2 separate regions of the Homo sapiens genome follow, and region 1 is linked to region 2. Evidence: chromatin contacts called from ENCODE POLR2A ChIA-PET data. All regions are on one chromosome and are shown on one strand. The core of a region is the stretch at or near the end of the contact, and the rest is flanking DNA. Distances in the headings are between cores, read along the strand shown.

Region 1 (3,355 bases), core at 742-3,241, 1.4 Mb after region 2:
AAATGAAGCTATCAAGTCCATTAAAAAAACAAAATTTCAAAAACTTGTAGGGGTAGTCTTAAACATCCTGGCTTATGCTCATGCCATGAACCAAGCCATGAACATCTGTGATTACTGTCTTAAATCAATGAAACACATGAAAAGGGAAACGGAATTTGGAGACTTAACTGAAATATCCCTAATACATGCTCTGTCAGGGCAGGGACAAGGCCTGTTTTGCCCACCACTGTATTCCCAGCCCTTATACCACAGTGCCGAGCACACAGAGGAAGCCCTCTAAATGTTTGATGAATAAATGACTACATGACTGACCCATGCAGATGTCTATATGCGGCTAATATCAATTTAGCTGACTCTCAGAACTCAGAAGCCACTTTTAGCCTTTGGAAAGGTGCTCATAAGCTATAAAGTCATATTCAATCTTTAATTTGCAGCTTCAAAGGTCACGTCCTCAGGAAGTTCCCAATGACACCATCCCTACCTGCCCCCATCCCTCTCTCCAAACCAAACACATCTTCTTGTAATACTTTCCCAAATTGTTTCTCCTTTCCTTCACAGCACTTACCACAGTTGTAATTCTACACATATTCTGCACTTATTTAATTCATCTGTTTCCTCCATGATACTGCTGGTGCCATTAAAACAGAGACGCTGTCTGATTCAGCACACAAGGAAGGCTCCAGCAGATATGAGCATAAGTTTTTTTTTTGTTTTTTTTTTTGAAATGGACTTTATCTCTTGTCGCCCAGGCTGGAGTGCAGTGCCACAATCTTGGCTCACCGCAACCTCCACCTCCCGGGTTCAAGCGATTCTCCTGCCTCAGCCTCCCCAGTAGCTGGGATTACAGGCACCTGTCACCACGCCCAGCTAATTTTTGTATTTTTAGTACAGACAGGGTTTCACCATGTTGGCCAGGCTGGTCTTGAACTCTCAACCTCAGGTGACCCGCCCGCCTCGGCCTCCCAAAGTGTGAGGATTACAGGCGTGAGCCACCGCGCCCGGCCAAGTATTTCTTGAATGAATGTTAGTTAATTATCTGAGGACCAAGGAACAGAGCCAGAGCTGCATTCCCCACTAAGGAGCTTCCTCACTTGTGTTAATGGTGTAAAAAGCTCAGACTCAAGTCCAGCTCACTGAGTTAGAATCCCAGTTTCACCCATTACAGATAACCTTGGGCAAATCAATTAATCACTAAGCTTCAGTTTCCCAATGTGTAAGAGGTACATGTCACATCCATCTGCCTCTTAGGGCTGTTGCAAAGATAATTAAAGAATACAATACACAAAAGGTGCTTAGTACAGTGCTGGGATATAGGAAGTGTCCAAATTTTAGTTATGACTATGGTTAGGGGGCACTTCAATGGATATCGTTCCAAAAGGGAACAATTTAATTAACCCAGGGACCGTCCAGCGTTGCTGGGGACCCAGTCCCTGCCTTTACGAAGCCCATAGGGAAGCAAGTGAGACAAACACACCACTCGACTATCTCGAGAGGGAGACGCGCCAGGTATAAACTAAATGCCCTCAGACGGCACAGGGAGGGAGGTTCGGGGCAGGGCTTCCCTGAGATAACAAACGGGAAGGCCTCTCAAAGGCGGATGGGAAAGAGAGGGATCCCGATTACCTCTCCGTGTCTTCCTGGGCAACAGCCCTCGCCGCGGGCTTTTCCCGGGCCAGTGCTTTGGGAAGGGAAGCCCTCCGGGCCCAGACCCGGCTACAGGGAATGCGGCGAGGCCGCGGGACTCACCCGCGGCGCTGAAGCCGAAGCCGGCGGGGACAGGCGAGTGTTCCGCGAGCTCCAATCGGATAACAACCAGTGACACACTCATAGGGCAGGCGCTGGCCGGCGCGGGCCCCGGCGGGCTCAGGCGAGGCTGGAAGGCGAGCCGAGAGGCCGAGCGGCCCGGGGCCGGCAGCGCCGCCACCACCTCAATGCAGTTGCCGCCGCCTCAGCAGCAGCAGCTCCTCGAACAGCCCTCGGAGCCACAACAACCTCCACTTCCGCCTCCCGGCCGCCGTCGCTGACCTGCGGTTTACGCATGCGCGCAGGACCGCGCACAGCGATTGGGCGGCGTGGCAGGGGTCACCCACTGCTCTTCCGGACGCAATTTTGAGGAGGTCGGAGCGGAAGGACGTCGTGGAGATTGCTTGCGCTGGGGTGCCACACTTAGGCTGAGCTGCAGGTTTTCGCACAGTCGCGAGTTAACCTCTGCTTGCTCCAGAGGCCTCGTCCTAATCCACCTCGGCTGACGGCGCGGGATCCCTGGCTCCGCGAGGTCTCCGAATTGTCCGAGCTATCTGCTATGCAGAACTTTGCCCCTTTTGTTGTGTTTGACTCCTGTCTCTAACCCTAGTCTGGATGGTTTTGTTTCTGTCCCACTTTACAGATAGGTACAACGAGGCTCAGAGAGGTGAAGTTCCTTCTAAGGGGCCGTAGAGAGTGGAGAGTCGATCGCTGTTCAGATAGCGATCTGGCTGGGCGCGGTGGCTCACGCCTGTAATCCCAGCCCAGAGGCTTAGGCGGGCGAATCACCTCAGGTCAGCAGTTCGAGACCAACCTGGCCAACATGGTGAAACCTCGTCTCTACTGAACATACAAAAAATTAGCCGGGCTTGGTGGCGCGCGTCTGTAGTCCAAGCTACTTGGGAGGCTGAGACAGGAGAATCGCTTGAACCCGGGAGGCGGAGGTTGCAGTGAGTCGAGATAGTGCTAGTGCACTCCCGCCTGGGCAACAAGAGCGAAACTCCGTCTCAAAAAAAAGAGAGAAAAGATGGTGATCTGCTGGTTACGAGCATAGTGCTGCAGTTAGACCGGGGTCCTCCTCCCCACCCTGTCACTTCACAAATGTTTACTGAGAGTCTAGACACCCTTGGGATGCTTGAGATACGTTGGCGTATAAGATAAACACAGTTCCTGTCCGTACTATGAGGTTGACCTACATCAGCAGTTGTGCAGTCTTGAACTAGTATAGTCATTGCATAAAGTTGGCATGATATCATGTCCTCATGCAGTTGTGAGGATGAAATGGAATTATGTATATGGAGATAACATTAGCTTTTCTGAGGCTCAGCATTCTTTCCAGTATGTCAGAGTGGCTTTTGTATGTAGATACTGACACAATCAATGCATATGGGACACATACATGACAGGATGCTACTCTAGGTACATTGTATAATGATACATATGTAAGTACATAGTACATTCTAGATGTGTGTGTGTGTGGACATAGTGCGTTCTAGATGTGTGTGTATCTGGACTATGACATGACCACAAGATACATGCGTATATAGATCTTGTGACTACATCCTATGAAATACGTTTCCATATGCCCTGTTTAAATCAGGGTTTCTCAACT
Region 2 (3,238 bases), core at 635-3,134:
ACCCGCCACCATGCCCGGCTAATTTTTTGTATTTTTAGTAGAGACGGGGTTTCACCATGTTAGCCAGGATGATCTCGTTCTCCTGACCTTGTGATCCGCCTGCCTCAGCCTTCCAGAGTGCTGGGATTACAGGCGTGAGCCATCGCGCCCGGCAATATACTGTTAACTGTATATATATCTGTTGAAAGAGGGGAAGAAGAATGGTGTTTGACCTTTTAAACGTGCATTTTTCTTTTGTGATAAAAATCTCTGTTGGTAGGTAGGCTGGAGTACTCTAACATTGCTTAGTGCATGGTTGCCTTTGCAACATCTAATGAATTGGTTACCTTTCTACCCCCATAACTCTAGTAACTGGAAACTTGCTTAATGATCAGTGTCATTTTTTTAGTCAGTTCATTATAAAATATTCCTTATGAGCTAAAATATATTTTGTCTGTTGTGTATGTTAGCTTTTTTAATTTGGAGCCACATAGAAATCTGATTTATCACCAGTTTAGATCTGAAGGGGAGCTTATGAAACCTTATTTTAGGGGATGAGAAGACTAAAACTCAGAGTTTGTAACTTATCCAGGAGCATGTGGCAGTTTGTGGCAGTACTAGGACTGTCAAATGTTAGCAGTATAGCGTATCCTAAAATTTTTATTTTTGGCCGGGTGCGGTGGCTCACGCCTGTAATCCCAGCACTTTGGGAGGCCTAGGTGGGTGGATCACTTGAGGTTGGGAGTTCGAGACCAGCCTGGCCAACGTGGTGAAACCCCATCTCTACTAAAAATACAAAACTTAGCCGGCCGCATCGGCACACGCCTGTAGTCCCAGGTATTTGGGAGGGAGGCAGGAGAATTGCTTGAACCCAGGAGGCGGGGGTTGCAGTGAGCTGAGATCACGCCACTGTGCTCCAGCCTGGGTGACAGAGCAAACAAACAAAATTAGCTTGGTGTGGTGGTGGGCACCTGTAATCCCAGCTACTCGGGAGGCTGAGGCAGGAAAATCGCCTGAACCTGGGAGGTGGAGGTTACAGTGAGCCGAGATCATGCCACTGCACTCCAGCCTGGGCAACAAAGCTAGTCTCCATCTCAAAAAGTAAAATAAAATAAAATGTTTATTTCCAAGTTAGTCTTAGCATTTGTTTCAAACGCTTTACCATCTTGGTAGTTCTCTTTGGTACCCAGATTGAATGCAGTTATGTAAATGGAGTCTGGTTGTCATTCTAGACATTTTTTGTCTTCTGACAGTCTATGGAAATTTCTTTGGCAGTCTTAATTACTCTACCAGCTAAAACTACAGTCTTTCTTAGGTGTTCTTCCCATCCCCCCATTCCTAAATTTCTAGACTTTTACTGGCATAGATTATTTTGGTTTTAGTCTAAACGTAGAATTTAAGCAACTACCATTATTGAACCTCATTTAGCTTAACCAAAGCTGTTATCTCTTTGGACCCTGATTTTTTATTGTTTCTAGCTTCGTGATGTTCTTCAACTTGGTAATTAGAAGTCTTTTGCTACATGTATACTAAAGGAAATATGTGTGCCAAATGCTTTATTCATTGACAGATATTTTATTTGACACCCACTGTGTGCCAGGTATAGTGGTAGGGCTAGGAAATCAGTGATGTCTGAGTGACTCTGCCTTTATGGAGCTTTTGGTTTTAGTGGGGAAGATTCATGAAGACCATGCGAGTGTAAGGAAAGGACAGGATGCTCTGTGGGCACACAGTGAGGGATGCCAGCCTAATCTGGGAGTTAGAGGAAAGCCTTACTATTTATGGGAGAAGAAAGGGTATGTGAAGGCCCAGAAACAAGTTAGAGGAACTGAAGAGCATAGTGTGTGATGCTCAGAGGGAGGTGAGAGGGTGACAGGCAAACAGCACTTGGGTCATGGAGGCTGTTATAAGCCCGGGTTGGGATGCCAAAGAAGCTGTTGAAAGATTTTAAAACAGGAGGAGATCACGTTTGCCATTTTAAAGACAGTACTGTCTAAGAAACAGATTGGGAGCAAACCACAGTAGTATAATGGGGTATTGTGTAATGTTCCTTCCCTGTTCACCGTGAGGCCTGGAAGTAGTTTAAAGTAGTCAAGTAGAGCTTCTCAAATGAAGAATTTCATTCAGTCTCTGCTAAACTACAAAATTTATGACTCAAATTGGAAACACGGTGAAAATTTTGAGTCACAGTTAAATGTTTAAGTAGTTTAAGATAAATCTGTTATGCCTTGTGTTTCCTAGGAGCCATTTAGATTCAAAAACAACAGTGGCATTTAGAAGGTAATTTCTGGTCTTAAATAGTGTTTTTCTTATAAAAGATTTTAATAACTGGTGTTTGCCACAATAAATTAGGTTTTTAAAATGCATAATACAATTGATTAATAAAAAGGATTTTTTAAAAAAATAATGCTGATTTTTGGTTTGTTTGGGTTTTTTTTGAGATGGAGTCTCACTGTGTCACCCAGGCTGGAGTGCAGTGGCGCAATCTCAGCTCACTGCAACCTCAGCCTCCAAGTAGCTACAATTATAGGCGCCCGCCACCATGCCGGGCTAATTTTTATATTTTTAGTAGAGACGGAGTTTCACCATGTTGGCCAGGCTGGTCTCAAACTCCTGACCTCAAATGCTTCGTCCGCCTTGGCCTCCCAAAGTGCTGGGATTACAGGTGTGAGCCACCATGCCCGGCTTGAATAATGGTAGTTTTAACCATCAGTATTTATATTTGACATAAGTGGTACAAATAATGTTTCAGTATCATGGCTTATAAACGTTTGCATGGAGTTCTAAAACGTGGCAAACTGATAATTTAATGAACTCTTACTTGAACTCTTGTGCAAGTATACTGTGAGGATTTTGTTCTGATTGGAAATCTTTATTGTAATAGCAAATTAAAGAGCTGTGGATTTTCAAGAGCTGAATTTGAAAGGTGTCAGATGTTAAATGGAAGGTAATTCAGAGTTTATTCTTTTATTGTACCTGCCTCCACCCAAAGAGTCAGAGAAAAACATTTGGAAGAAAAAATTGCAGAGCATCCCTTTGGCAAGAGTAAGAATTTTCCACTACCACTTGCCCTAAGAGCATTGACATGCCTCACCAGGGAAATGTTACAGGATGTGATCATCGGAACAGCCTAGCCTGCTCTTCATGCACAAAATCCTTTGTCTGAAATTCACAGAAGCCTCTCCAGACAAAGGGAAATTGTTGTGTCTTCACTTGAAAAGTATTCGGTGGACCTTTACTTTCATGAACCTTTTAACTC

What was found. ChIA-PET counts read pairs that join two places held with the same protein, here RNA polymerase II (POLR2A).
Region 1: POLR2A ChIA-PET joins it to region 2 with 11 read pairs in BJ. The contact joins the promoter of BRAP here to the enhancer-like site in region 2. POLR2A ChIA-PET finds 5 or more read pairs at or near these places in 2 of 52 experiments (BJ and T-cell).

The regions. Positions count from the first base shown.
Region 1 is chr12:111,683,965-111,687,319 of GRCh38, forward strand. It overlaps BRAP (BRCA1 associated protein), which reads right to left and starts at 1,992. Exons shown (of 12, transcript NM_006768.5): 1 at 1,747-1,992. The coding sequence starts at 1,828. ACAD10 (acyl-CoA dehydrogenase family member 10) reads left to right here and starts at 2,089. Exons shown (of 21, transcript NM_025247.6): 1 at 2,089-2,275. RefSeq lists enhancers at 315-1,016, 1,017-1,718, 1,719-2,420 and a silencer at 1,765-1,864.
Region 2 is chr12:110,315,012-110,318,249 of GRCh38, forward strand. All of the region lies in intron 5 of ATP2A2 (ATPase sarcoplasmic/endoplasmic reticulum Ca2+ transporting 2), which reads left to right. Among named protein-coding and RNA genes, the nearest start is that of ATP2A2, 35 kb to the left of the region's middle. Within about 2 kb of position 1,885, at least 3 of the 41 ENCODE cell types and tissues checked have a DNase peak (open chromatin) inside an H3K27ac peak, as active enhancers do.